Regions from separate parts of the Homo sapiens genome. Here region 2 is linked to region 1. Evidence: read pairs that join two places in POLR2A ChIA-PET (ENCODE). Cell type or tissue: MCF 10A. All regions are shown on one strand. Links, peaks and the distances in the headings refer to the core of each region. The heading gives the core; the rest is flanking DNA.

Region 1 (15,567 bases), core at 3,880-8,879:
AGAAAAAAAAAGTTGTCAAGTCCCTAATATTTTCCAGGTACTGGGAATACAAAGATAATAAATACATGAGGGTCCCCCACAACAAAGTCAAACAAAGACACTTCCTCAGGGGACATAAGTATACACAGCACTGTGATAGGTGCTATGGCAGAGGACAGCTCCACGGCATCCAGTAGTCACCTCTAAACCCGAGGTGGGGAGGGGGCTAGAAGCCTTCCCAGAAAGGAGGCCCTTTCCGGCTTCGCCGTCTTCATCTCCACTTGACTTTGGCCTCCCAGAGACGGCCAAGCCTACCTCCTGGACCTAGCTTGAGTTAAACGGTTTTGCCTCACAAATCTCAAATTCTAAAACCTGTCTGAGCTCACCATGAATTATAAAGCCTTTTGTAATTCATGTGACAACTTGTGCCATGAGCTGTGGCTCCCGTCTCCCTTTCTGGACTCAATTCTTGCCATTTGCCATGGGACCCTACAGTCCAGCCTCCAGCTTCTGGGCCTTGTGTATTCTGCTCTCCTCCCAGGAGGATGCCTCCAGGACCAGCACAGAGCAGGGCTCTCTGGGTGGAGGAAACTGAACCAGTTCCTGGGATGAAGAAGGTGAGGGCATGTGCAGGAATCACCATAGCTCAGGTAGGCTGAGGCCAGTGCCCCTAGGACGGGGAGGGGTCTCCTTTAGTGTCAGCGTCTCCCGGAGAGCTGGTCAAACCACGAGTTCCCGGGCCCCACCCCAGAGATGCTGCATCCTGGGTGTGAGGCGGGGCCTGAGAGTTTACCTTTCCAACACACTCCTGCGCGATGCAGCTGGCTCTGGACCATGGGAGGTGACACGGAGTGAGGAACAGGGAGAGACAAGAATAGAATGTGGACTTAAAAAAAGATGTATCTGTCAGCATAGGACTTTAAGATGAACTTTATTTATTTATCGTGTACCTACTATGCTTCTGACTCTGGAAACAGCAAGAAGAAAAATAACATAGTTCTTGATCTCAGAATAATTTTAGGTCTGGTGCCATGGCTCATAACTGTAATTCCATAAAATGACAGCACTTTTGGAGGCTGAGGTAGGAGGATTGTTTGAAGCCAGGAATTTGAGACCAGCCTGAGCAACTAAGCAAGACCCTGTCTCTACAAAAAAAGAAGAAGGAGGAGGAGGAGGAGCAGGAGGAGGAAGAGGAGGAGGAGAAAAAGAAGAAAGAAGAAGAAAAAGAAAGAAGAAAGAAAAAAGAGTCAGGCGTGGTGGCACACCCCTGTAGTCCCAGCTACTCAGGACAAGAGGCTGAAGCGGGGAGGATCCTTTGAGCCCAGGAGTTCAAGGCTGCGGTGAGCTATGATCACACCACTTCACTTCTGGCCTGCCTGGACCACAGAGAGAGACATAATTTTTTAAAAAAAGAGAAATTTTTTTAGCCCAGTGGGAGAAGCAGAGAAATACGCAGATGATTTTAACACACTGTGGTGAGTCTGAGGGAGGTGCATCCGGGTGGATGTGTAACTGCAGAGGGGAAGCTGCAGAGGAGTGACCACATCTGCCCCAGGGCTTGGACGCCCAGTGGAATTCCGATAGCAGGGTGTGAAGTAGATTTGAGGGTGAGGCTGGATGCTGTGGCTCACGCCTGTAATCCCAGCACTTTGGGAGGCCAACGCTGGTGGATCACCTGAGGTCAGGAGTTCAAGACCAGCCTGGCCAACATGAAATACTAAAAATACAAAAATTAGCCGGGCATGGTGGCTGGTGGTGGGTGCCTGTAATCCCATCTACTTGGGAGGCTGAGGCAGGAGAATTTCTTGAACCTGGGAGGCGGAGGTTGCAGTGAGTTGAGATCGCATCACTGCACTCCAGCCTGGGCAACAAGAGCGAGACTCTATCTCAAAAAAAAAAAAAAAAAAAAAAGATTTGAAGGTGAGGGTGGCAGGGGAAGAGGCAGAGAACATTGAGACTGTGTTGTAATAGTCCAGGGATTGAAGTCTGTTCTCATTTCATTACAGTTTTCCGTCTGTCCAGCTCCACCACTAAATAGTGTCTTTATTCCGAGGAGCTACCTGATTTGGGACTCAGTCTTCCTACAAGGCAAAAAGAGAAGACCTGGATGCTCCACGTGGTCCAGACATGGAGCAAGTAAACCGAGCTCTCGCCACACCGCACAGTCTCCTCAGCCTCCTGCTCAATGTGCTTTCATTGGAAATGCTTATTGTAAATGATGACACTTTTTTAAAACCAAAATTCAATTAAATTCAATACATATTTATTGGGCACATGCTTCATTTAAGTTCCTGGTTTACAAAGATCCATTCCTACCCCTGAGGACCTCATAATCTGTGGGAGACATAAATAGAAACAGCTGAGAATGATCATATAAAATCCACACATAGCCTCTTGCACACATATCCCAGAAAGGAAAGGACAAAACTTTAAACGCATCCATGCCTTTGGTTTTGGAAATGTTACGGATTTTGAGAGTATCAAATGCAGTACATTCTCCTATTATTGAGAGTTAGGTAGCTCAGACAATCTTCTACAGAGATATGAAAAGATAGGTTGAAAAAATAAGTCTCCAGTTTCTTTGGAGTTTGCTGTTTAGGAAAAAATGCAACGTAAGTGTCTCAGGGTTGGCTGGGTATGATGACTCATGTCTGTAATCACAGTGACTCAGAAGGCTTCAGTGGGATGGATGGTTGAGTCCAGGAGTTTGAGACCAGCCTGAACAACATAGCAAGAGCCCGTCTCTAAAAACATTTTTTTTTAATTAGCTGGAACGGTGGCACGTAACTGTAGTTCCAGCTACTTGGGAGACTGGGGCAGGAGGATCACTTGAGCTGAGGAGGTCAAGGCTGCAGTGAGCCATGATCATGCCACTGCACTCCAGCCTGGGCAACAGAACAAGACCTTGTCTGGAAAAAAACAGAACAAAACAAAAAACCCACAAAAGTTACAGGTTGAAGTAGACAATATGGTACTAAGATTCATAATAAAATAATGGGAATCACTTATGTACTCTATTTTACTTAGTCATTGCATTTAAAATCTGTGATGAAATATACAATTATAGGAATAATGTAATTTAAAACCAGTGAAAGGCTGGGCATGGTGGCTCACACCTGTAATCCCAGCACTTTGGGAGGCTGAAGGAGGTAGATCACTTGAGGTCAGGAGTTTGAGACCAGCTTGGCCAACATGGTGAAACCCCGTCTCTACTAAATATACAAAAAATTAGCCAGGCGTGGTGGCGTGTGCCTGTAGTCCCAGCTACAAGGGAGGCTGAGGCACAAGAATTGCTTGAACCTGGGAGGCAGAGGTTGCAGTGAGCCGAGATCACACCACTGCACTGCAGCCTGGGTGACAAAGCAAGACTCTGTCTCAAAACAAAAAAAACAAACAAACAAACAACAGTGAAAGACAGAACTGGTAAGAAGAAATCAGATCTGCCTTAAATTTGGGATCTGCTAAAATAGTGGCTCTGTGATACATTGTAGCAAGTCAATGGATAGCCTCTGCCTTTAGGCAAAGCGATGAATATTAATCACGAAAGCTCCCCCAGTTTAAGCAATCTAGTAGGCAGAACCAAATTCGGCATATTGTAAGAGCTCTGGTCTTCCAGCCAGAATGCCTGGTTTCTGATTGCAGCTGTTACTTCCTAGCTGTGTGTTCTTGGAGAAGTTACTTGATCCTCCTGTGCCTCAGTCCCCTTGACAGTAAAATGAAGATGATGGTAATAGTATCTGTCCATGACTAAATGAGTCACTCCACAGCCCAAGGCAAATGCTCCATCAGTGCTCAATACTATAATTGTGATCATGCTGGTGTTAAGCATCCAGGTTTGGGGTTAGGATCTATCTAGGAAATGATTCCTGACAAAGTTTTCAGAGATCCTGGAATCCGTTGATGAGGGTGGTTGCAGTGTCTCCTCTCTAGAATATTTTAGAAAAGAAAAGGCTAAGAGGCTGGACCGGGTGGCTCATGCCTGCAATCTCCGCACTTTGGGAGGCTGAGGAGTGTGGATCACTTGAGCCCAGGAATTTGAGACCAGCCTGGCCAACGTGGTGAAACCTTGTCTCTACTAAAAATACAAAAATTAACCCAGGATGGTGGTGCGTGACTGTAGTTCCAGCTACCTGGGAGGCTGATATGGGAAGATTGCTTGAGCCTGGAAGGCAGAGGTTGTAGTGAGCACTCCAGCTTGGGTGACAGAGTAAGAACAAGAAAAAGAAAGAAAGAAAGAAAGGAAAGAAAAGGAAGAGAGGGAGGGAGGGAGGAAGAAAGAGAGAGAGAGAAGGAAGGAAGGAAAGAAAGAAAGAGAAAGAAAGAAAAAGAGAGAAAGAAAAAGAAAAAGAAAGAAAGAAGAAAGAAAGAAAGAAAAAGAAAGAAAGAAAGAAAGAAAGAAAGAAAGAAAGAAAGAAAGAAAAGAAAAGAAAAGAAAAAAGAAAAAAAGATGCTAAGGGATAGTTATCTGGCTAGCCTTAGCTAGTGATAGAAGGAACGGATGTTCTAAAGATACTAGTAAACCGTAATGTCCACACATGGATGCATCTAATCCTTACCACACACCAGTGGGGTGGGCAGTATGATCCTCATTTGACAGGTAACAAGACGGACTGGATGAATGAATGTTCCACAGCTAGATCTGTTCCTACTCCTAGAGGATAATAAATGGCAAGACTGGACTTTGAAATCAGGATGTGGCTTTGAATTCTGGGTGGGATAACTCCTAGATATGTGACCTGGAACAAGCGTGTTGCCTCATGTTTTTTCAATAGTGCTTGGCATACAAGAAGTGTTCAACAGCTGGCCCAGTGATAATCTAGAATCAGTGCAGCACAGTGGGGAGGGGGAATCTTGTAACCTGGGTTCTCACCTCAGCGTGTGATCATGGGGTAGAGAGCTTTGAAACCTGCTTGAACTTCAGTTAACTCATTTGTAAAACGGGAAGAATAGCACCAACTTTGGAAGATCATCCTGAGCTTAACGCTGTAGGAGGTAGAGGTCAATGTGAGTGGACGGTGGAGCCAGGACTGTAGCCCAGGTCTTTCGGGTCATGCTGTGTGCTCTTCCACTTCCCTGCCTCACTGCACAAATGCGCTCCCCACGCCCACGGACGCCCCAGGGGCGCCAGGCGCTGCTCTAGGCTGAGACTCAGCCGACTCAGACAAGGGCCCTGCCCTCTCGCCCTATCTCATCCTGGAGAAGAGTACCCTCTTCTTAGAACAAGCATCTCACTTCCGTGCACTTCAACTTCGTTTGTGGCAGTGCAGGGTACTTTGCAAAGCTAAAAAGTAGTTTATGCGAAAGGGAGACTCTTTTTCCTTAGAGGATTTGCCAAGTTGTAATCACAAATTCTTTTTGAGATACACGTACATTTTTTTAAAGCTAAATAAGATTTCCCCCCAGTTTTATAACTCAAGAATGTATTTTCTCAAGGACTTGGGAGTCATCTCTTTGAAATGTCATCCCCGTCTCCCAGTTTTGTGGGAGGGTAGGAGCCCAGCTACCAGAGAGCACCTGGCTTCAAATTGTAAACCTACCTCCTGTCATAAAGGTATGAAAATTCATTTTTCCTTTGGATAAAGGCAATTAGCAAACGCAAATGGCCACTGCATTTACCAATGGCCACTCCATCATCAGGCGAATTTAGGATGAACTCTGCGACAAATGGTGTAGTGGAGTCCCCTCCCCGGAGGGCTGTCTCGTTTACCTCGGGAGCATGCGTGGGGTAGGTTGCATCCTCCCGGCTGTTTGATACAGGCTGAGATTTCTGTCTTTGCAGCCTATTTGGCGGATTGCTTGTGATGCACATCACATGCTGGTTTTGTTTTGTTTTGTTTTGTTTTGTTTTGTTTTGTTTGAGACGGAGTCTCGCTCTGTTGCCCAGGCTGGAGTGCAGTGGCGGGATCTCGGCTCACTGCAAGCTCCGCCTCCCGGGTTCACGCCATTCTCCTGCCTCAGCCTCCCGAGCAGCTGGTACTACAGGCGCCCGCCACCACGCCCGGCTAATTTTTTGTATTTTTAGTAGAGACGGGGTTTCACCGTGTTAGCCAGGATGGTCTTGATCTCCTGACCTCGTGATCCGCCCGCCTCGGCCTCCCAAAGTGCTGGGATTACAGGCGTGAGCCACCGCGCCCGGCCTCACATGCTGGTTTAATGTTTGTTCAAGACCCAAACTGCAGTGGAGTTTTGAGGGTTGGCAGGTTTGTTTTTCATCACACGTCCCCGACAGTACAAACCGGCGTAGCTGGACAGGGCCTTGGGAGAATTTGGACAGTGGGAGTAAGGACGAGCGTCGCCTCCTACGCCCGCGGCATCTGCAGCAAGCGCGCATCGCGCACCCCAGGGTAGCAGCGCAGGTCTGGGGCTGCGCCACAGCCGCGCCCGCAGAGCTATTTTTAGCCGCTGCAGCCAGCCTAGCCACCAGACGGGGTGGGCGGCATCCAAGGGCGCCCCGCCCATCGAGGCCCCGCCCACGCCGCGCCCGGAGCCGCGCGGCCCGAAGCACCCGGCCCGGATCGCAGAGCCCGCGCCCTGCGCCGGCGGCAATGAAGATCTGGAGCTCGGAGCACGTGTTTGGGTGAGGCCGGGCTGAGGGCCGCGGTGGGGCCGTCCAGACGCCGGCTCCTGCTCCCGAGCCCGGCTGGAGCGGTCCAGGAAAGGCCGGACCTCACAGCGGGCCTCGCGGAGATCCCCGCCCCGCGCCGGCCGTTCCCAGACCGCAACTTCGGCGTCCCGGAGAGGGCACGCGCGCTTCCCCGGGACCGCGGTCTGGGCGAGGCTCTGCGCCGGGTACGGCCTCTCCCCCGGCGTGCGCAGGGGCCTGGCTGCAGGCACAGAGGCCCCGCTGGTGGTCGACAGCCAGGGCGGGGGCAGCCGGAGCGGGGGCGGCCGGGGCGGGGGCGGCCGGAGCCGGGGGGGCGGCCGGGGGCCTGGCGCTCGCTGCTCTCCTTGGGGTCGGGAGCAGGGCAGGGGAGAGGCCTGCAAGCTGGCGCCTTTGCTGAGATTGTCATAAACCTTCCGCGCGTTTCACGGAGGGCCCACGGCGGGCTGTGAGCTCTGGAGGAAGCTAAAGGGGCAGAAGGCATTTCGGGGGCCCTGGCTCTGAACTCACTTGTAGGCATGGAAGGCCTCCAAGCTAGCGTGGAAAACCTCGAACTGTTTAAAAATGCTCCCCCGGCACACGGATGGAAGTGGAGGTCATTATCTTAAGTGAAGCCAGGCCCAGAAAGACAAGTATCGCATGTTCCCACTCCTAAGTGGGTGCTTAAGAATGTGTTCACATGGATGTGGAGAGTGGAACGTCAGATGATGGAGACTCTGAAGGGTGAGGGGGTGGGTGCAGGGAGGATAATGAGAATTGCTTAATGGGTGCAAGACACCTTCCCGGGTAATGCATACCCTAGAAGTCCTGACTTGACCACTACGAAATTTATGCATGTAACGAAATTGCACATATACTCCATAGAATTGTGCAAATAAAAAGAAGAAAAAAGTGCCCTCCTAACCTAAGTGGTATCTTTTCCTTAAGTCAGTGATCTGTGACACACTGAAATTATTCTTTAATGTTTATTTACAGCAACAAAGATTTTTTAATTATCTGACCTCACTTAAGCATTAAATATTTTATTTTGGGGGGAAAAAAAGTACTGCGTGGAAGGAAATTGTCATCCTTTGACTCTTTTTATTTATTTTTTTCGAGACAGAGTCTCATTCTGTCACCCAGGCTGGGTTTTTTTTTTTTTTTTTTTTTTTTTGAGACATAGGCTCGCTGGGTCACCCAGGTTGGAGTGCAATGGCGCGATCTTGGCTCACTGTAACCTCCCCCTCCTGGGTTCAAGTGATTCTCGTGCCTCAGCCTCCTGAGTAGCTGGGACTACAGGTGTGGGCCATCACGCCCGGCTAATTTTTGTATTTTTAGTAGAAACAGGGTTTCGCCATGTTGGCCAGGCTGGTCTCGAGCTCCTGACCTCAGGTGATCCACCCGCCTCGGCCTCCCAAAGTGCTGGGATTATAGGTGTGAGCCACCGTGACTGGCCTGACTTTAAACATGTAAAATTATAATAAAAATATATCAAGTGGTTTCAAAACCTCTGAAATTATTTTTCATGAAGTCTTTAGACTTGATGGGATCTAATTTTTTGTATGGCTTGCAGTGTTTCTCAAGTGGGTTTCCATCAGCAACAAGGATGGGGGCATCACTGAGCCGTCTGGATGCTGTGGACAGTTAAGTCATTGCATACCAGGAGTGCCAGGTGGTTGGGGCTCAGTTTTCTCATGGAATGGCCGAGGTCTGCCCTAGAGGTTTGTGAAATGTCTGTGGACAAGCACAAATGAATAGCTAGCTGTGAAAAATCACAGTTGATGCTTTTGAAAATTGTTGCAGCTGCTAACTCCCATTTATTTTTTTTAAGCTTTACCGAAGGATACTTTACATACCATAAAATTATACACATTTTAAGTGTATAATTCATTAAGTTTTGCTAAGTATGACCATCACACACACAGTCCAGTCTTAGAACACTTCTGTCCTCCTGCAGAGGTGCCCCATGCTCATTAGCTTCACATTTTACCCCATTTTCACCCCTGCCCCAGGCAACCAGGAATCTTTTCTGTTTCTATGAATTTGCCTTGTTGGGACATTGCATGTAAATGTCATCCTGCAATATGGGGTGTTTTGTGTCTGTCTGCTTTCACTTAGCATGATTTTCTTGAGGCTCACCATGTGGTAGAGTGTCAGTATTTCATTTCTCCCATCATTCATTTTGTATTCCTGGCACCCCGCCGGGGCCCGGCGCCTAGCAGGTGCTCGGAAGGGGTGAGGAATCTTACATGGAGATCAGATGTCCTTCCAGGACAGGGGCAGCTATCCACCAAAGGAATCCCGGTCATCCCTGGAGCTGCTGTGGACTAGGTGCTGATTCTCTGCCATAGACTTTTGAACTTGAAAGCAAAGGGCCGTAATGAAGCCTGACAAATGTGGAATGTGGCTGGCCGAGGATGCTGTCATTGGCCTGTGGCTGGACGGGTTATGAATGATGTGGTACCATGAGGTGGTACCATGAGGTGTCATAGCATCCAAATGACAGTACAAATTGGAAGTCTGGCTTCCTGGCTGGACTTACTGTGTAGTTTTCCCCTTGTTTCGTCCATTGAAACCCCTGATTTTTTTCCTTTGAGGATTATAGACCTTTCTTTTTCTTTCTATACTTAAAAAAAGTTTGTTGTACTGTTAGGTGAACATTTGATTGGAAATAATACATTTACTTTTTTTTTTCCTTTTTTTTGAGGCAGAATCTTGCTCTATCACCCAGGCTGGAGTGCAGTGGCACGATCTTGGCTCACCACAACCTCTGCCTCTCCGGTTCAAGCAATTCTTGTGCTTCAGCCTCCCGAGTAGCTGGGACCACAGGCGTGTGCCACCACGCCTGGTGAATTTTTTTGTATTTTTAGTAGAGACAGAGTTTCACCATGTTGGCCAGGCTGGTCTCAAACTCCTGACCTCAAGTGATCCACCCACCTCGGCCTCCTGAAGTGCTGGGATTACAGTACTTTTGAAATGAAGAAATAATTAGGCACAAACAGTTTGATCTTATCAAGTTTTCTTCCTGTGTCCACATTGAGAAGAAACTCCGCCCCTGAGATCATCATAGCAGACAGCAGTGTAAACACTCAGACAAAAACAGAGAGCCCGGGGAAAGGCCACTGAATTAACGTGTGTGTTACCTAGACAGGGGTGAAAGTAGTTTAAATAAAATTAAAAGTATATGGCCAAAATATAGAAAGGGGCATTTAAAAATGCGGGCGTTTCACAAGGTCAGGAGATTGAGACCATCCTGGCTAACACAATGAAACCCTGTCTCTACTAAAAAATAAAAAAAAAAAAAAATTAGCTGGGCGTGGTGGCGGGTGCCTGTAGTCCCAGCTACTCGGGAGGCTGAGGCAGGAGAATGGCATGAACCCGGGAGGCAGAACTTGCAGTGAGCCGAGATCGCGCCACTGCACTCCAGCCTGGGCGACAGAGCGAGACTCCGTCTCAAAAAAAAAAAAAAAAAAAAGGACAGGGTTTAAAATGTCTTCTTCCCAGCATTGAGGTTTCAGGCAGACCTATGACAAAATCATCAATAACAAAGCCCATCACAAATAGATTTCCTGCAGGGTTCAAGGCTGCACACACCTTTGATTCTGACAGCTGCCAGGAATGTCTGGCCATGCCCTTCTCAGGGCAGGACGGGCTTTGGGGCATGGGGAGTCATGCCTAAAGCAGGCTTGCCTTACAGCTAGGAGCAGGGAAGAGAAATTGAACATTACAGATGAGTTGAAGCCTGCTCTTCCCCTCCCCACTGGTGTTCCACTGTGTCTCCCTCCCTGCAGGCAGCCGTGAGGATCAGTTTGGTGGGCATCCTTCTGAGGGGGTCTATATTCCAGAGGTTCACTTTACCGCATCTGTGTATACGCATGTGTCATATTGTCTTCTTTTCTTTCTTTTTTTTTTTTTTTTGAGACGGAGTCTCGCTCTGTCGCCCAGGCTGGAGTGCAGGGGCGCAGTCTCGGCTCACTGCAAGCTCCGCCTCCCGGGTTCACGCCATTCTCCTGCCTCAGCCTCCAGAGTAGCTGGAACCACAGGCGCCCGCCACCACGCCTGACTACTTTTTTGTATTTTTAGTTTAGCCAGGATGGTCTCCATCTCCTGACCTCGTGATCCGCCCGCCTTGGCCTCCCAAAGTGCTGGGATTACAGGCATGAGCCACGGCGCCCGGCCTTTTTTTTTTTTTTTCCAGGTGGAGTCTCACTCTGTTACCCAGGCTGGAGGGCAGTGGCGGGATCTCAGTTCACTGCAACCTCTGCCTCCCAGGTTCAAGCAGTTCTCCTGCCTCAGCCTCCTGAGTAGCTGGGATTACAAGCACCTGCTACCACGCCCAGCTAATTTTTGTATTTTTAGTAGAGACGGGGTTTCGCCATGTTGGCCAGGCTGGTCTCCAACTGCTGACCTCAAGTTATCAGCCCACCTGGGCCTCCCAAAGTGCTGGGTTTACAGGCGTGAGCCACTGCGCCTAGCCCTATTGTTTTTCGAAAATCCATCCATATGAGATGTCTATAGATGTCTACATAAATATATGTAGATATAGATAGATATTAATAGCTGTATGAATGTGCCACCATTTATTCTTTTTCTTATTGAAGGGCATTAAGTTTTCCTCTTATTACAAATCGAACTGCAGTGACCAGCCCTGTGTCTATTTCCCACTCAATCAAGGGCCCACTTAGGCCAATGGATTTCAAGCTCTTCAGCCTCAGGACCTCTTGATTTAGCAAAACCCTAAACAGTTTTGCTTATGTGGGTTATGTCTGTCAATATTTACCATATTAGAAATTAAAAATGATAAATTGAAAAAGTTAATTCATTAAATTTAACAATAATAAACCTGTTATAATGTTTCTGAATAAAAAACTGTATTTTCCAAAAATTAGTGAAAGGAGTGGTGCTGTTTCTGTTTTTACTAATATCTACAATATCTGGCTTAATAGGAGATAACTTGATTCTCATATCTGCTTCTGCAGTCTGTGTTTGGCAATATATAGTTTTGGTTGAAGTGTATGGATAAACCCCAGCCTCACACAAACATGCAGCTGGAAAAGGTGGGAGCATCTTAGTAGTCTTTTTAAGTAATTATGGCTATTCTTTCCTGTTATGACAAAAGAAACGGTAGCTTCTTAACACTTAGTTGGAATACAAAACCTGAAACTATAATGAATAGAGTATTGAACTCTGAGGCCTAGCGGGGGTAATCGGTTGAGCTCAGGAGTTTGAGACCAGCCTGGGCAACATAGTAGAATATGTCTCTACAAAAAATAAATACAAAAATTAGCCAGGTGTGGTGGCTTGTGCCTGTAGTCCTAGCTGTTCAGGAGGCTGAGGCAGGAGGATTGCTTGACCCCAGGAGCTTGAGGCTACAGTGACAGAGCCATACCATCTCTTAAAACAGCCACCACAACAACAAACCCATTGGCCTGTCCTGTGTATGAATGAGTCTTTAACCCAAGTATGACTTGGAAGCATTTGGAATATAGGCCTCCACTGAGCGTGCAGCATGAGGCAGTCATCCAGCTCCTGGTAGCAGATACAAGTTTTCTGAAATTTCAATTATCACTTTATTTATTTATTTTTTTTCCAAGACAGAGTCTCACTCTGTCGCCCAGGCTGGAGTGCAGTGGCATGATCTCAGTTAACTGCAACCTCTGCCTCCCAGATTCAAGCAATTCTCCTGCCTCAGCCTCCCAAATAGCTGGGATTGCAGGTGAGTCTCACCACGGCCTACTAATTTTTGTATTTTTAGTAGAGACGGGGTTTCGCCATGTTGGCCAGGCTGGTCTTGAACTCCTAACCTCAGGTGATCCGCCTGCCTTGGCCTCCCAAAGTGCTGGGATTACAGGCGTGAGCCACCGTGCCTGGCCAAATTATCACTTTAAAGCTCAAATTTTATCTTTGGCAGCAAATGCTATCAGTTGTTTTCCTTGAAGCACAGGCTTACTTTGTTAATTTTCAAGAAATCATCTGCCAGATCCCCAAGTCTGAATAAGCAAAGTTTATCTGTTTATTGTTCTTTCTGTTTATTGCTCTTTCAAGTACAAGAGGCAGGCAGTGGAAAGCAGCAGAGAGACAGGGGCTCCCACTCAGAGTGAACAAGTGCCGGCGCCCCCCAGACACCCCAGAGTCGAGGGACTTGGGCCGCAGCAGCAGAGGGGCTTCTGGTGCACTTCTGTTCCCTCACACAGAATATCAAAGAGAAGAGTACTCAGGGGTCAAGCAGTCATAAAACTAATCACTTGGCCATTTACTCACAGATGTCCCTAAGAGAAACTGGCATTGTTTCCCAAGTGCACAGCAGTGAGGACTGCGGTGACCACATGCAATTTGGAGCCCTGCCTTGATGCTGGGAAGATACTGGCTCTGTCCTTTTATTGCTTTTGCAGAATTAGCGCAAATGTCAATACAGCAAAAAAGGCCAGTCATTGGCCGGGCGCCATGGCTCATGCCTGTAATCCCAGCACTTTGGGAGGCCGAGGTGGGTGGATCACCTGAGGTCAGGAGTTTGAGACCAGCCTAGTCAACATGGTGAACCCCCATCTCTACTAAAAATACAAAAATTAGCTGGGTGTGGTGGCTCATGCCTGTAGTCCTAGCTACTCGGGAAGCTGAGGCACGAGAATTGCTTGAACCCGGGAGGTGGAGGTTGCAGTGAGTTGAGATCACACCCACTGCATCCCAGTCTCACTCTGCAACAGAGTGAGACTTGGTCCTCCCCCCACCCCTCCACCCCCACCAAAAGAAAAGGTCAGTCATGTCTCAGTAGCACTGTGACAACAGTTATGTCTGGAAAAGTTCTTGGAGCCACCAGGGTGTGTGGCCCAAATGCTAAGGAGCAGCTGATGGAGGCCTTGGGTCACTTGGTGGTGGGGTATAGCAGGCCTACTATCTTGTTTTTGGCTGCCTACATCTTTTTTTCTTTCTTTTTTTTAGAGACGGTCTTGCTCTGTTGCCCAGGCTGGAGTGCAGTAGTGCAATCACGACTTACTGCAGCCTCAAACTGTTTGGCTTAAGTGATCCTCCCATCTCAGGCTCTGCAGTAGCTGGGACTATGGTTGCGAGCTACCACACCTGGCTAATTTTCGTATTTTTTGTTGACATAGGGATCTTGCTCTATTGCGCAGGCTGGTCTTGAACTCCTGGTCTCAAGTGAACTTCCTGCCTTGGCCTCCCAAAATGCTGGGGTTACAAGCATAAGCCAACACACCTGGTCTGCCTACATCTTTTTTTTTTTTTAATTTTTATTTTTTTGTTTTGTTTTGAGACAGGGTCTCACTCTGTCACCCAGGCAGAAGTGCAGTGGTGCGTTCTTGGCTCACAGCAACCTCTGCCTCCCAGGTTCAAGCAATTCTCCTGCCTCAGGCTCCTAAGTAGCTGGGACTACAGGTGTGCGCCACCATGCCCAGCTAATTTTTGTATTTTTAGTAGAGACTGGGTTTCACCATGTTGGGCAGGCTGTTCTAGAACTCCTGTCAAGTGATCCGCCCGCCTCGGCCTCCCAAAGTGCTGGGATTACAGGCATGAGCCACTGTGCCTGGCCTTAAATCTTTTTAAGACAGATTTTTGCTATGGAAATTTCACAACTATGCAAACATGGAGAGACTAGAATACTGAGAGCCGGTGCCACCCCCAGCTTAACAGTTACCCTCTGGCAGCCAGTCCAGGGTCCTCTGTGTCCCCACCCACTGCTCCTTCCCCTGGGTTATTTTAGGCAAATCCCAGACATCATGTAATTTCCTCCTTCTTCATCTTCCCGACACTGTTGGTGCTTAGAGAGTCCTTTGTTATTCCTTTTCATTCCCCAGCTCAGAAACCAGCTTCCCTTAGCCCGCCAGGCAGACCCACCACACACATGGTGTCAGAGCACTTGGGACACGTGTATGTGGGGAGCCATCCATGCTGGGTGGCAGCGGAGGCCTCTTGCCCTTGGGGGATAGGATTCCCCAGAGGTCTCCACGAACAGCAGCAGAGGAGGCTCCTGCCGCCTGGTTGGGGATCTCTGAGTAGGCAGTTCTCTGCTCCTCTTGAAAATAAACTTCAGCACATTCCTCTTCTGCCTCAACCAGGCAGCTGAGAACCCTGACTGATTTCGGCAGGGGCGGGGTGTCCATTTTCAGCTTCTCTGGGTAAACTGCTGCCATTAGTGCCTGTGCCAGTTTGTGTCCACCAGCAGCACTTCCTGTTGTCCTATTTCCTATACCCTTTCCAGTACTCAATATTGCCAGACTTGTCTATTTTTGCCCATTGAAAGCGTGTCAGGCTATTTTTGTTCTTTCTGGGTTTTTGTTGTTGTTGTTGTTGTTTGTTTTTTTAGACAGGCATTTGCTCTGTCACCCAGGCTGGAGTGCAGTGGTACAATCATGGCTTGCTGCAGCCTCGACCTCCGGTCTTAGGTGATCCTCCTGCCTCAACCTCAGCCTCCCAAATAGCTAGTACCACAGGGGTGTGCCACCATGCCTGGTTAATGTTTTCTGTTTTTGTAGAGATGAGGGGTCTTGCTATATTGCCCAGGCTGGGCTTGAGCTCCTAGCATCAAGCAGTCTTCCTGCCTCAGCCTCCCCAAGTGCTGGGATTTACAGGCATGAGCCACTGTGCCCAGACAAGGCTATTTTCTTTTCTTTTCTTTCTTTCTTTTTTTTTTTTTTTTTAGACAGAGTCTCACTCTGTTGCCCAGGGTGGAGTGCAGTGGCATGATCTGGGCTCACTGCAAGCTCCGCCTCCCGGGTTCACGCCATTCTCCTGCCTCAGCCTCCCGAGTAGCTGGGACTACAGACGCCTGCCACCGTGCCCGGCTAATTTTTTGTATTTTTAGTAGAGTCGGGGTTTCACCGTGTTAGCCAGGATGGTCTCGATCTCCTGACCTCGCGATCCACCAGCCTCGGCCTCCCAAAGTACTGGGATTACAGGCACAAACTACAGTACCCAGCCAGACAAGACTATTTTCTTTAACCAAGTGTGTGCTATTGACTTGCTGTGCTTAGACTTTATCATTTTAGAGATGT
Region 2 (15,567 bases), core at 4,145-9,144, 230 kb after region 1:
TGGCACATGCCTGTAATCTCAGCTACTCAGGAGGCTGAGGCAGGAGAATCGCTTGAACCTGGGAGGCAGAGGTTGCAGTGAGCTGAGATCATGCCACTGCACTCCAGCCTGGGCAAGAGCAAGACTCTGTCTCAAAAAATAATAATAATTTTTGCAGCTATCCACCCTCAATGGAGAATCTGAGGCAGAGAAGCGAGAAGGAAAGGGAGGCCCCATGAGCTGAGCCTGGGCACAAGGGCCACCTAACAAGGCCTCTCTGAATTCAGAAAGGCTGAACAGGCTGCCCCAGAATGGCAGCCAGCCTCTTCCTTCAGGCAGCTTATACTAGCAAGAGTTGGGTGAGGGGTTTACAGAGGGAATGGCAGAAATAGAAAAACAATTTGTTTTGCTCAACAGAAAAATAATTTAAGAGCCAAGAGAGGCTCTAGTAGTCAGTCCCCTTTGTGACCCCGTATAACCTCAGTCTCAGAAATGAGCCTGCCTTCTTGCTGACAAAAAGAGCCTTAAACCCATATGGCAAGGATGCCTGGGCTTCCTGCTGCCTACCCCACAACTCTAGTTTCCTCCTACCTCCCTATTCTGTTTCTTAGGAAGAAGTACCTCTGCCATCTGTGCTCTCATACCACAGCTCTCAAACCTTTAAATTTTGGTTTTAGACTCTCTTTACACACTAAAAAATTAGAGCCCAAAGAGCTTTTTTTTAATGTGGGCTATAATCTATCAATATTTACTGTATTAGAAATTAAAACCAAGGAATGTTTAAAATATGTATTAATTCATTTAAGCCCATTAAATGTTAATAACATTTTATGGAGGAAAAAAAAACTACATTAAAAAAATGAGAACAGTGGAATTGTTTTACATTTTACAAAACCTTTTAATGTCAGGCTCAATGAAAGCCACAGAGGCTGGGCAAGGTGCCTCACATTTATAATCCCAACACTTTGGGAGGCCGAGGCATGAGGACTGCTTGAGCTCAGGAGTTGGAGACCAGCCTGGGCAACATAGCAAAACCCCATCTCTACAAAAAAAAAAAAAAAAAAAAAAAAAAACATAAAAATAAAAAAACAGGCCAGGCACAGTGGCTTACGCCTGTAATCCCAACACTTTGGGAGGGTGAGGCGGGAGGATCACGAGGTCAGGAGTTCACAACCAGCCTGGCAAAACCCTGTCTCTACTAAAAATACAAAAATTAGCCGGGCATCATGGCGCACGCCTGTAGTCCCAGCTACTTGGGAGGCTGAGGTAGTAGAATCGCTTGAACCCAGGAGGCAGAGGTTGTAGTGAGCCAAGATCGCACCTCTGCACTCCAGTCTGGGTGACAGAGTGAGACTCTGTCTCAAAAAATACACATAAAATAAAAAATAAAAAACTGTCCAGGTGTGGTGACATGCACCTGTAGTCCCAGCTACTCAGAGGGCTGAGGTGGGAGGATGACTTGAACCTAGGAAGTTGAGGCTACAGTGAGCCGTTATCATGGCACTGCACTCCAGCCTGGGTGACAGAGCAAGACTCTGTCTCCAAAAAAAAAAAAGGCTGGATCTCATCTGCTTCTGCAGTCATTCTGACAGTCTTCCTCATGCCTCCAAAAACTCCATGGTACGCTCTTAAGAGAATGAAAGTATAAAGGCAAATGATATCCTAGTAGTACTATGAAAATAGTTTTGACCTTGCAGATCCCCTGAGAGGGTCTCAGAGACCACAGAGCCCTGGACCAGTCTTGGTTCTGAGCAGCACTACTCCAGACAACCATCGTCTCCCATGTGTTCCTGGGTCTGCTTCATTAGATAACCACTCTTGAACCTGGCTCACGCACTCCAGGCTCCCTCACACCACCACCACCAAATGGCCCATCGTCTCTAACCTAAAACGCAACAGAAAACTTCCTCCTTATGCTGTTTTTTAATTCCTTCTGTCATTTCACCAAACTTCTAAGAAAAAGTAGTTCCCTCTGGCTCTACCGCCTCACCACTCCTGCTTTTTGCTATCTTAATTACCAAAGTAATACACAGATACTTTTTTTTAAATCAAACAATATGGATAAATGACCATCCACAATCCCAATCTCCTCCCCACTGATAACCACTGTTAGCCCTAGAAAATACCTATTTTTCTGAATTAAATCAATATCAGATTGAAATTTTTGTTTCCTTGTGTTTTGCCCCCTCCAAATTTTTACTTTTTTTTTAATTCTGAAAAACTTCTATTTAGTTAGATTCCAATTCTTTTGGTGACCTATGTTATGGATCAAATTATAAGGGCTGTCAATTAGGAGATAAAATGAACTAATGCTTCTTTACAAAGTGAGTACTAAACTAATGTTAAGATCATGTGGATTTTATGACAATATAATAAAACGATAATTAGATAACTGTGCCTTGTATGTAAAATCTTCATATTTCATTACCTAAATGCAGATGAATGCTGACTATATTTGTATCATCTTAATTCACAATAGTGCATTTAAGGTTTATGAAACATTTTAATATATAGTATCTCTTTAAAAATTTCATAAGCTATGAGGTTAATACAAATTACCATTAACATTTTATAGATAAGAAAGACAAAGTTCTGGAAGAAAAATTACTTACTCAAAATTGCATAGCTAGAAAAATACACACCCAGAAACCACAAAACTTACCTCTTCTGACTCAAATCAAATCCCACCCCTTTGTGTCATGTTGAATAGTATATCAAAAATTCTAACAATATAAAAATATTAAGTTCTTGCCTTTTTAGATCTAACTTGGAAAAAATTGTCCCTCCTTTCAAAGTTGAATAGAAAATGCAAAAATGGGCCGGGCACAGTGGCTCACGCCTGTAATGGTGGATCACCTGAGACCGGGAGTTTGAGACCAGCCTGGCCAACATGGTAAAACCCCGTCTTCACTAAAAATACAAAAACTAGCCAGCATGGTGGCATGTGCCTGTAGTCCCAGCGACTCGGGAAGCTGAGGCAGGAGAATCACTTGAACCTGGGAGGTGGAGGTTGCAGTGAGCCAAGATTGTGCCACTGCACTCCAGCCTGGGAGACACAGCAAGGCTCTGTCTCAAAAGAAAAAAAAAAAAGAAAGAAAATACAAAAATTAATGCCAAAAGGGATAAATTATTTTTGTTTCTCTATTATACAATATAATCCCTTGGGAAGCCTACATTTCATTTAAAACAACAGTTAAAACTTACTAAAACCTACAACAATATGTAGATGCATTATAAAATTTGAAATACAACTTCTTAAATCCTTTATTTGGGCATTGCCACTAACAAAACACCCAACACCCCCAATCTAAGGATGATGAAACTGCTACTGAAAAGAACACCACACATATATGCTGACCTGGTATTTCAGTATTATGCTTGAAATCCCTGCAATGAACACATAGAAACCCCTTAAATTTCACAATCAGAAATTTGAAATTAAATTATTAAAAAATAATAAACCAGGCCAGGCACAGTGGCTCATGCCTGTAATCCCAGCACTTTGGGAGGCCGAGGCGGGCGGATCACGAGGTCAGGAGATCGAGACCATCCTGGCTAACACGGTGAAACCCTGTCTCTACTAAAAATACAAAAAATTAGCTGGGCGCGGTGGCGGGCGCCTGTAGTCCCAGCTACCTGGGAGGCTGGGGCAGGAGAATGGCGTGAACCCGGGAGGCGGAGCTTGCAGTGAGCTGAGATCGTGCCACTGCCCTCCAGCCTGGGCGACAGAGCGAGACTCCGTCTAAAAATAAAAATAAAAAAAAAAAAAAATAATAATAATAATAAACCTACTTGTATAAATAACAAAGCACCAAATTTATTATTAATCTTACTAAAACATTGTTTCTAAGTCCCTATTTTTTCTTAAATTAAGGCAGCTCCAATGGAGTCTAACACATTTAAATGCTGTATTTATTATATGACATACTGCACTGAATTATGAAAAAAAAACTGAAATTACTAAGAGCTCTGGATCTTAGCTAACTCAATTCTGCAAATAATAATACGGTTAAATTTTAAAATGATAATTAAGCTATTCTTTATAACACAACCTGACGTTACAAAAATATGGACAAGGCAAGTAATTTTTCTTCACATTTTACTCTTCCTAAACCTAGAAAACACACCTGCTCTCAAAACATCTTATCAGGGCCAGGTGCGGTGACTCATGCCTATAATCCCAGCACTTTGAAAGGCCAAGGCGGGTGGATCACCTGAGGTAAGGAGTTCAAGACCAGCCTGGCCAACATGGTGAAACCCCGTCTCTACTAAAAATACAAAAATTAGCTGAGCGTGGTGGTGGGTGCCTATAATCCCAGCCAGTCAGAAGGCTGAGGCGGGAGAATCGCTTGAACTCAAGAGGCAGAGGTTGCAGTGAGCCAAGATCGTGCCATTGTACTCCAGCCTGGGCGACAAGAGCAAAAGTCCATCTCAAAAAAAAAAAAAAAGAAATCTTATCAGAAGACCAAGAACCTATAGTGAGATAGTTCAGTACTCAAGTTAGTCTAAACAGGACTGCAAAGCTGCTTTACTAAGAAATATTTGAGTATTTCACTTACCTCTGTTTCCATACATTGTGAATATCCCAATTTACCTGTAATAAAAATGAAAAGGATTACTTTAAAAAGATTTCAGCTTTTTTAAATCATTGATAAAAATATTTGAGCTTCTCTGGCTATGGCTTTATTATGTCTATGAGAATATCTATGCAAATGAAAGATGCTAGAATGACCAAATATCCCTGAAGGTCCTACTTAGAGATTTAAGTTTAAATAGGCCCATTAAAAAATAACAAAGAAAAAAGGTGAGAAAAAAATGCTTAACTGTAATAAGATCTAAAACATATGTACATATTTAATACAGATATATAAATCAATCAAACAAAAACATTTGAAAGTCTTGCTTTCTTTTAAGAAACACCTTAAAATACTTTAAAGGTATTTTATTTTAAGTATACCTTAGGAAATCTTAAAAGACTGCAAATATATTTCCAGTTTAAAGATACAGTGATCATTTCAATGAAAGGAATAATGTTTAAATTCATACTTTCTTTAATATATGCTGACTGTTTTTCTTTAATATATGATTAGGCAAAACCATATAATTAATTGAGTAATTTTTCCAACAGAGGCTCACTTAAAGAATAATTAGAACTGAACAATATTTGGCTGCACCAACATTAGTATTTTTCTCCATCACTGATACATAATACCAAAGAACATGAACAATTAATACATTTCTGTCAATGTCGCTGACAAAAACATACTTCTTAAACAAAAACAGCTATTTTAAAGAATCACTTATTAAATAGTTTTAACAAAAAGAACGAATAACACAATTATACAATTAATTATACTGCGTACTAGAAAATTGGGTTTTTTTGGTTTTTTTTGTTTTTTTTTTTGAGAAGCAGTCTCACTCTGTCACCCAAGCTGGAGTGCAGTGGTGTGATTTTGGCTCACTGCAACCACCCACTCCCGGGTCCAAGTAATTCTCCCACCTTGGCCTCCTGAGTGAGTAGCTGGGACTACAGGCACCCACCACCATGCCCAGCTAATTTTTGTATTTTTAGTAGAGATGGGGTTTTGCCATGTTGGCCAGGCTGGTCTCGAACTCCTGACCTCAAGTGATCTGCCTGCCTCGGCCTCCCAAAGTGCTGGGATTACAGGCGTGAGCCACCATGCCCAGTCAGTACTAGAAAATTTAATTTCCCCAGACTACACTTAGATTTCACTGACCTAAATTCAAATATGCATTTAGCTCTATACCTTTCCCTTCACCCAATACTATCCTCCCACTTCTTCCTCTCCCCAGGATTTACCCTCACACCTAGCCCACAGTGGTTATTCTAACAGCCTTGTTATTTTTTTAGTACTTAACTAGAATTTCTATGCCTCAGACTGTATTATGACATCACAAAAGAAAAATCACAAATAATAGCTTTTGTATGCTCCCAATTCTTAAAATAAAAAATAAAATTGAAACCACAATTTCTTATTTGAAATGAGTTGGTTGAAAAAAAAACAAAAATGAAAAAATAAAAGAAGACAACCACAACTCCTCATCTCTTAATGATCCTAATGAGAAACACTGGCTGAAACTGAGACCAGAAAATAAGGGGCCTTAGGTTCTATGAATTAAATTAAAAATTATATATGAGCAATAAAGACTACATGAACATATATATAAAATGAGCTTACTAGCTAAGGGTTTATATAATAGGGTTTGATAAGTATAAGACTGTTATTTTACTTATATATTTATTTATTGTTACATAAAACTCTACATTCAACAGTGATTTATAACATACATTTTATTTATTTATACATATGATTGTTTGTTCAGACCATTAATGCTTTTGGTAGTTAAGAATACTTAACTCCCATAAAATTGGTAATTAATTTTACTCGGCAAAGTACTACTGGACAGAAACAGCTCAAGGAAGGGTACAGACTGCCTTTCGGCAAACAGTTACTGAGAGCCTACTCTGCATGGGGGGAAGAGAGAGAGGGAGGAAGAGAGGAGCACTCAGGCAAACTGTAACAGAGAGTAGCCTCTTTAAGAGTATATGAGTTGGCCAAGTGCAGTGGCTCACGCCTGTAATCCCAGCACTTTGGGAGACCGAGGCAGACAGATCATGAGGTCAGGAGATTGAGACTATCCTGGCTAACATGGTGAAACCTCATCTCTATTAAAAATACAAAACATTAGCCGGGTGTGGTGGCAAGTGCCTGTAGTCCCAGCTACTCGGGAGGCTGAGGCAGGAGAATGGCGTGAACCCGGGAGGCAGAGCTTGCAGTGAGCCGAGATTGCGCCGGTGCACTCCAGCCTGGGTGACAGAGTGAGACTCTGTCTCAAAAAAAAAAAAAAAAAAGAGTATGTGAGTTTACATCTTCAGTAGGATATATTCTGAAGATAAAGAGAATTACAAAGAAATCTATAAGTTTTTGTAGTACGTTTCTTGTTGGTAGTATAAAATTCTGAAACTATTTTAATGTATTGCAGCAATGAGCACATGAGTAAATACACTGATATTGCTGGGAGTCATGACTTACACTATGGGAGAAGGAATACACAAACCTAACGTGAGAAGAAAAGGAGCCCTGTGGTGGCAAACTGTAACTAGAGATATTACACAACTTCAAAACATTTCCTAGCTCTGCTCATCAAAAGTGGGAGAAGCCCATGGGGCACGCCAAGCCCATTCCCCTTCAACAGAATCAGGATTCCTTGGGAAATTGGCTGATTTCAGGGCTGGGACAGGGAAATTACAAGGTAAGTCAGGAACATCTTTTTGTACCAGAAAACAATGAAGTGCTTAAAAACAATGATAGAGGAGTGCCAAAAGGGCATAAGAGTCTATAAAATAAGATTTTTTTCAATGACCTGCATTATAAAACTGAAAATGCTGTAAAAGTACTAAAAATTTTTGTGAGAATTCAACAGCTCTTGGTCATTCAATTTGAATTGGTGAGTAACTCACGGTAATATGAAAAGGCTGTAAGTACAAAGTATTTGACCAACTACACAGGTCTGCCATCCAAATTCCTGCTCAAAAGCTAATCTAGGAATCCAAAAATCCCAATCACATGACATCAGAGCTTAAAGGGATCTTGGAAATGATCTTGCTCAATCCATTCATTTTATACATGAGTAATTTGGCTGGGTGTGGTGTCTTGCGCCTGTAATCCCAGCACTTTGGGAGGCTGAGGTGGGAGGATTGTTTGAGCTCAGGAGTTTGAAACCAGCCTAGGTAACATAGCGAGACCCAGTTTCTATCAAAAATAAAAAATTAGCCACGCATGTTGGCACAAGCCTGTAGTCCCAGCTACTCAGGAAGCTGAGGAAGGAGGATCACTTGAGCCCAGGAGGTCCAGTCTGCAGTGAGCTGTGATAGTGCCACAGCACTCCAGAACAGGTGACAGAACAAGGCCTTGCCTCAGAAACCATTAATTAATTAATTAAAAACAGATGAGTAATCTGAGAGCTCAAGGAGTCAAATGAGTTGCACATAATGACACAGAGTTGGTGACAGAGTGAAGAGCACACTCTAAGGCTCCTGATTCCTCCTCATGTATGTTGGTGTGGTTTTCTTATTCTAATCCTCTTGATATGGTTTGGTTCTATGCCCCCACCCAAATCTCCTGTTCAATTATAATTCTCAATGTTAGAGGTGGGGCCTGGTGGGAAGTGATTAGATCATGAGGATGGTTTCTAATGGTGTAGCACCATCCATCCCCCTAGTGCTGTCCTGTGATAGCGAGTTATCATGAGATCTGGTTGTTTCAGTCTGTAGCACCTCCTCCTTCCCTCTTTCTTCCTCCTGCTCCAGCCATCCAGGACGTGCTGGCTTCCCCTTCACCTTTTGCGATGACTGTAAGTTTTCTGAGGCCTCCCCAGCCATGCTTCCTGTACAGCCTGCAGAACAGTGATCCAATTAAACCTCTTTTCTTTATAAATTACCCAGTCTCAGGTAGTTCTTTATAGCAATGCAAGAATGGACTAATATATCTCCATTCCCACTTTCAGTGGCTGTTGGGATTGAGGGGAACTGCAGGGGTACTGTCCAGGCTAACTACCATTTCTACTGTTTCTGAGGAATGGGGAAATGCATTCCTCAAAAAAAATTTTTTTTTTGAGACGGAGTCTCGCTCTGTCGCCCAGGCTGGAGTGCAGTGGCATGATCTTGGCTCACTGCAAGTTCTGCCTCCTGGGTTCAGGCATTGCACTCCACCCTGGGCGAGACAGCGCCACTCCATCTCAAAAAAAAAAATTCTGGGTGAAGTCACAGGATTTGTAAGTTTTAGAGGGATTCATTCCTTAGGTCTGGTGCAGTAAAACAGAAGTGGCCAACCTTTGAAGAAAGACTCAGAACTTGTCAAGTGTAAATCCCTTGATGCTATACTGGTAGTTTCCAATTGAAGAAGCTGTTGTTGAATTGAGGAATGCGGCCAGGCGCAGTGGCTCATACCTGCCATCCGAGCACTTTGGGAGGCCAAGGCAGGTGGATCACGAGGTCAGGAGTTCAAGGCCAGCCTAGCCAAGATGGTGTAACCCCATCTCTACTAAAAATACAAAAATTAGCTGTGCATGGTGGCAGATGCCTATAATCCCAGCTACACGGGAGACTGAGGCAGAGAATTGCTTGAACCCAGGAGGCGGAGGTTGCAGTGAGCAGAGATCACGCCACTGCACTTCCAGCCTGGGCGCAAGAATGAGACTCCATCTCAAAATAAATAAATAAATAAATAAAAATAAAAAAAAGAAAGGCTGAGGTGGGAGAATGGCTTAAGCCCAGGAGGCAGGCAATGAGCTGAGATGGTACCACTGCACTCCAGCCTGGGCAACAGAGCCAGACATTGTCTTTAAAAAAAAAAAAAAAATTTATTAGACGAGTCCCCTTATGTCCCAGGAAACAGAAAAGCCTATGCCTTCCTATAAACTGACACAGAATGGCTTTACGAAACAAACTAGTCCTGATATAAAATGTCTGTCATAAAGAATTCATAACTAAGGCAACACTGTCATCTTCAGCAGACATTATAAATCTTAAATATTGATAATCAGATCATTTCACCATGGGTCTGCTCAGAGAATGCAAATAATACTTTCAAATTAAGGTAGCTACTTATCTTTAAAGTAGAAACCTCAGCATATGGCTGACTTATCATGCAGTCACATTATCAATATGATTCAAACTAGCTGAATAAGCAAAAGGCAAACTATACCTACCAAAAAAACAGAATTTCTGGAACTTTTAAGATAAATGGTTCTCAGAATTATTCTCCAGCTTTTTACTATGTGACCAAATTCTAGACAATGTTTCAGTCCCTCTAACCATGTGAAATTATGTTCTTTTTCATGCTAAAACTGAGATACCAATGAATACACCCTGCTCTCCTGCCAGCATACCTCTGCCACCTTCATTTGTTCAGTAAATATTTATTCACCACCTACTAAGTACTACTCATAAGCACTGATGACACACTGTCGTAGTAAACAAGCTAGACACAGTTCTTGCCTCATAAGGCTTACATTTTATTGAACACAGCCCCAAAAAAGTAATCAAACAAAACAGAACTCGTGATAAATGGATCCAAAAGGGAGAGAAAGTAACAGAAATGACCCCATCTGGGGTGGTCAGGTAAGATTCCTCCAAAAGATGATATTTAAACAGAGACCTTGAAGCTGGGTAGAACCAACTGCAGGGCGGGAAGAAGAATCTGTTCCGGAAGCAGGAGGTGGCGTGTGACAGGCCTGGGAAGTGTTTGGTGGATGAGTAACATAAACTGTGTTTAGACAGGCAGGGGGCAGATCACACAGGCTTGTAAGGATAGTATGATGAGTTCAGATTTGACTTTAAGGAAAATGGGAAGCTATTGAAGGATACCAGGCAAGAGGGTCAGCTGCGTCCAGGTAGTTTCCAGGTCAGTCTTGCTATAATGTGAAGAACGTAGTGGAGACAGCCAGATGGAAAGCTCAAGGCCAGCGAGGAGGCTACTATCATTGTACTGCAGCACTACACGCGGGCGGCCAGGCAGGGAGATGGCAGTAATGAGGGTGAAAAGGAGAGGGTTCATGAAATAATTTGGAAGTAGAACAGGATTTGTTAATGGATTGACAAACAACATCCTGAACATGCTCCATGTTTTCAAGAATAATATTCTCAAACATTTGACCAAAACTGATCAACAACAACCATTAGTTTAAGAACTATAATACTTTTATAAGAAAGGAGTTTATTAAATATGCTTCTGGGACAATTTTTGTATTATTACTAGGAAAAAAAACCCATAGTTTTGTAGTTAACAGGCTGAAATTTAGCAATAAAAAAATTTCTACAGCCTAATCATACCCGAATTTCTTTTTTTCTTTTTTTTTTTTTGAGATGGAGTCTCGCTCTGTCGCCAGTCTAGAGTGCAGTGGCACGATCTTGGCTTACTACAACCTCCGTCTCCAGGGTTCAAGCGATTCTCCTGCCTCAGCCTCCCAAGTAGCTGGGACTACAGGCACACACTACCATGCCCAGCTAATGTTTGTATTTTTAGTAGAGACGGGGTTTCACCATGTTGGCCAGGATGGTCTTGATCTCTTGACCTCATGATCCGCCCACCTCAGCCTCCCAAAGTGCTGGGATTACAGGCGTGAGCCACCACACCCAGCCTCATACATGAATTTCTAAAGTGCAGTGGCCACTGAGGACTTGGAATCAATGAACAGAACTTCAAAAGTTAGGACAGTGAAACTACGTATTTATTAGCTTAAACCAATTTCCCCCAACAAAATCATCTTTGCCAAGTTGCATTTTAAGGGAAAAAAGAATGTTATGCTTTTTTTTTTTTTTTTTTGAGATGGAGTCTTGCTCTGTCGCCCAGGCTGGAGTGCAGTGCATGATCTTGGCTCACTACAGCCTCCGCCTCCCAGGTTCAAGCAATTCTCCTGCCTCAGCCTCCTGAGTAGCTGGGACTACAGGCACGCACCACCACGCCCAGCTAATTTTTGTATTTTCAGTAGAAATGGGATTTCACCATGTTAGCCAGGATGGTCTCAATCTCCTGACCTTGTGATCCGCCCGCCTCAGCGTGAATGTTATGGATTTGATACAAAAAACAGTCAGGGACATGACCTCTAATTTTAAATATCTCTCATGGAAAAAGCATTCATCTGTTCATTCACCAACAATACGTTTGTGTGACAGGCACTCTCCAGAACTTGCATCTTCTTCCTTGAGATTATCTGACCCCCACCCACAGACTCTGCCCCAAGCCAGGCTCTAGGACTTTCAGCCTTCAATCACCTTTGCCATAAATGTGACTTCTATCCTAATTCAGAAATGGAAGCTCCCACTTTATTTTTGACATAGACTACACTTTGCTTCCTAGATTTGTAACTAAATCCCTTACCTTTCAAAAAAAATGACAGCCTTGGATTGTTATTACCAGTCACCTTCCCAGGGACTAGAGTCTCCCCTTGGACCTAGTATCAGTGATTAAAACCCGCCACAAAATTTGGATATTATCTTTTATCTATTTTATGTAATCTGGCAACACTGGAAGCTTGCAGAGCAAATAAGTTTCATCTCTAGTGCCAATTCTGAGTAACAGTGGCTGTCTAGAATGTCATCTTCAGAAGTATTCTGATGGCAAGTACAGGATAGGAGGTGCCCAGGACTATTTAGAAATGGTCTCACTCATAAGTGGGAGTTGAACAATGAGAACACATGGACACAGGGAGGGAAACAACACACACCAGGGCCTGTCAGGGATGGCAGGGGAAAGGGGAGGAAGAGCATTAGGACAAATATGTAATGCCTGTGGGGCTTAAAACCTAGATCACGGGTTGACAGGTGCAGCAAACCAGCATGGCACATGTATACCTATGTAACAAACCTGCACATTCTGCACATGTATCCTGGAACTTAAAGTAAAATTTTAAAAAAGAAGAAGAAATGCTGCCATAGGAATAGAAGACATAATATTTGTATTTAAAGAATAGTACTGTATTCATAAGTATAATAAAAATGTGTAACTTACAAAACTCATTACAAAAAGATATTTCTTGACTATGTATAGTATATGTAGTAAAGGATAAATAGCTAAAAATGTTTATAGTATAAACATTTTTAAATGTTTATACATAAATAGCTAAAAATGTTTATAGCCTGGAGCCACATTTCTGACACTCCTGTGTTAGAAGACAAGGACAATGAAAGTCAAAGTACTCTTTGTAAACTGGGTTGATTTGGATTAAACTTTTCCCTAGTAACAGCAATTCAAACATTGCTTAAACTTCACAAGCTCAAAAATACATAGACATATCACTAGATTTTAGGAATGAGAACTTGGAGGGGAACCTCCCCAAGCCAAATCATAAACAGAGTTCTAGCAGGTGACAATCCCAAATGTTCTACTATTCCCTATCAATTGAAGAGTTCTGGTTTTCATGCATTTCATACACACATCTGTGTCCATTCTCTTTAGAATCTCCTGCCCCTCTGTGGCATCTGAGTATGAGACAACCTAGCCAACAAGAGCCCTGCAGAGAAGCATCCCAGGAACTTCTATCTTCCAAGCCCTAATTCCCTTTAGTTATATCACAACTCTACCAGCCATATCCACTTACCCAAATGTGTTACTTTCCCTCTGTCAAGATTTGGGAGATCTGATTTAAAAACTATAAAAACAACATAGGCTTGACATAGACTACACTTTGCCATTTTTAGCTATTTAACCTTTACTATAAACATTTTTAGCTATTTAACCTTTACTACATATACTATATATAGTCAAGAAATATTTTTGTAATGAGTTTTGTAAGTTACACATTTTTATTATACTTATGAATACAGTACTATTCTTTAAATATAAATATAATGAAAAGATCATTAATTAAAGAAGAAAGTCAAGCTGAGCACTGTGACTCACATCTATAATCCCAGCACTTTGGAAGGCTGGGGGTGGGGGCGCGAATCATTTGAGGTCAGGAGTTTGAGACCAGCCTGGCCAACATGGTGAAACCCTGTCTCAACCAAAAAAAAAAAAAAAAAATTAGCTGGGCATGATGGCACATGCCTGTAGTCTCAGCTACTTGGGAGGCTGAGGAGGGAGAATCGCTTGAACACAGGAGGCGGAGGTTGCAGTGAGTTGAGATCGAGCCACTGCACTCCAGCCTAGGTGACAGAGGGAAACTCCATCTCAAAAAAAAAAAAAAAAAAGGTCAGGGTTAGGGGGCAACTATCATTAATTTAAGGAACTTAACAATTTCCCATCAAAAACATTTAAGTTTATACACATCAGGCAATACAACAGTTCAAATATTTCATCTAAACTATGGCTTATCTTATAGGTCTCAGATGAAATGTGTTCCAAGAGTTTATAGGGAAAGTTATAGTTACATTGTTTTATTATTTACATAAATAAGCCCTCCTATACTCCCCAAAGGATTGAAAGAAGCTAAATTAAATGATCAATAAATGAGTATCAAACAAGTCAGAAAGTGGCAAAAGAAGGAAAAAAACAAATTCAAGATAATATAAAATATATGGAAATCCATAAAAAATATAAACGGTGGTCAAGCACTAATTACCTTTCCCTGATAATCTGCAAGTAACCCTCCATAGTCCATTCTAAAAACCTGGTGGAGCACCTAAGGCAACAAAGGTCTAATCACATGGACACCCACATTTCAAATTTTTTCAACCTCAAGAATCATTTTATAGACTTCCAAACATATATTTAATATTGTTTTAGAACTTCTTTATCAATCTTGACTCAAATAATTTGGAAGTATTCATCTTTTTACAAAGGATAGCAATGGCTCAGTAAAAATGTATTTGTGCAGTACATACAAGGTAACAAAATGCCCCCACATATATTTCTTCATTTGAGTCTCATAACAATTTCACAAGAAGGGCTGGACAAATATTACTTCCATTTTACAAATAAAGAAAGAGAGCGGCCGGGCACCATGGCTCACACATGTACATGTAACCCCAGTACTTTGGGAGGCCAAGGCAGGTAGATGTCTTGAGCCCAGGAGTTCAAGACCAGCCTGGGGAACCTGGCAAAACCTGGTCTCCACACACACATACAAAAGAATAAAAGAAAAAAAAAAATAAGACAGTATCAGCATCAGAAATAGTTAAATGGCTTGCCTGAGGTCATAACTATTCAATAGTAAGCATCAGAGCCAAAAGAATTGAAACTGCATCTTCTGTAGCCAGCTCTTAGTTCTCTCCATGTTATGGTGTGACATTCAACAGCTGATTTGCAACTATCTGGAAGGCAGCAAAGGAGCTTGGTGGGAATCAACATGACTCCACAGGAAAAAATATTTTCCAGGCCAATTTAATTTCCAACAAGTATAAACCATCATCTATCTTCCCACCCTAACCTGCCCCTCCTGCCTACCCTGTCACCCAAGCACCCAGGCAAGAAGTCAGAGCCTTTGAACAATCCTTCCTCTTTCTCACCCACACATAAAAAGTGGAAGAGCTATACCATGTCCTATTTCCTAAATCACTCTCAATCTGATTCTTTCTCTCCATTCCTACTGCCCTAATTCAGACCTCCATCATCTCCTGTTTGAACAGCCATAACACTCCTAACTGGTTTAGCAACTTAAAGGCTACAAAGATCTAAAGATATATAAAATGCCTACTGGTGTCTATGCCCTCCATTTTACCCAATTCAATACATCTACAAAGCCCCTACATTTATCTTTCTAAAAAGAGTAATCTGCTTACATCATTTTCCTGCTTAAAACCCTTCCATAGCTCTCCACTGCCTGTACAGACTATAAATACACACTCGACCATGTGGCTGGCACAAAGTCCTTCATCATCTGATCCCAGCCAACGTGCCTTTCCAGCCCTTCTGACTCCGACTCCCACACACATCCTCCGCTCCAGGCACAGGGAACACCCACTACAAAGAAGACAAACAGGTTTAACCTCACGTGCCAACTCCAAATAATTAGTAGTGGCCACCTGAAGCATCCTGTTGAGAACTCTTGGGGCTGCTTACGAATTCGGCAGCAAAAAATGCGGTAACTGATTAGCAGTTATATGCTTTTGGCATGGGGAAGTGG

The links. ChIA-PET counts read pairs that join two places held together with the same protein. Peaks named below come from ENCODE experiments on the same cell type or tissue, not always from the same donor. Only the 100,000 strongest peaks of a DNase experiment are listed, where the experiment ranks them.
Region 2: POLR2A ChIA-PET joins it to region 1 with 9 read pairs; 8 of 35 experiments call an interaction of 5 or more read pairs at or near these places.

What each region holds. Positions count from the first base shown.
Region 1 is chr18:12,401,452-12,417,018 of GRCh38, forward strand. It overlaps PRELID3A (PRELI domain containing 3A), which reads left to right and starts at 6,478. Exons shown (of 7, transcript NM_001142405.2): 1 at 6,478-6,556. The coding sequence starts at 6,525. RefSeq lists silencers at 559-853, 6,276-6,855 and enhancers at 5,877-6,538, 6,539-7,198, 7,056-7,305, 14,223-15,173. In MCF 10A, for the core only: no CTCF peak of the experiment used is centred there; a DNase peak (open chromatin) is centred at 6,450.
Region 2 is chr18:12,630,524-12,646,090 of GRCh38, forward strand. SPIRE1 (spire type actin nucleation factor 1) reads right to left here. Exons shown (of 17, transcript NM_001128626.2): 2 at 4,539-4,573. Among named protein-coding and RNA genes, the nearest start is that of SPIRE1, 20 kb to the right of the region's middle. In MCF 10A, for the core only: no CTCF peak of the experiment used is centred there; DNase peaks (open chromatin) are centred at 7,078 and 7,598.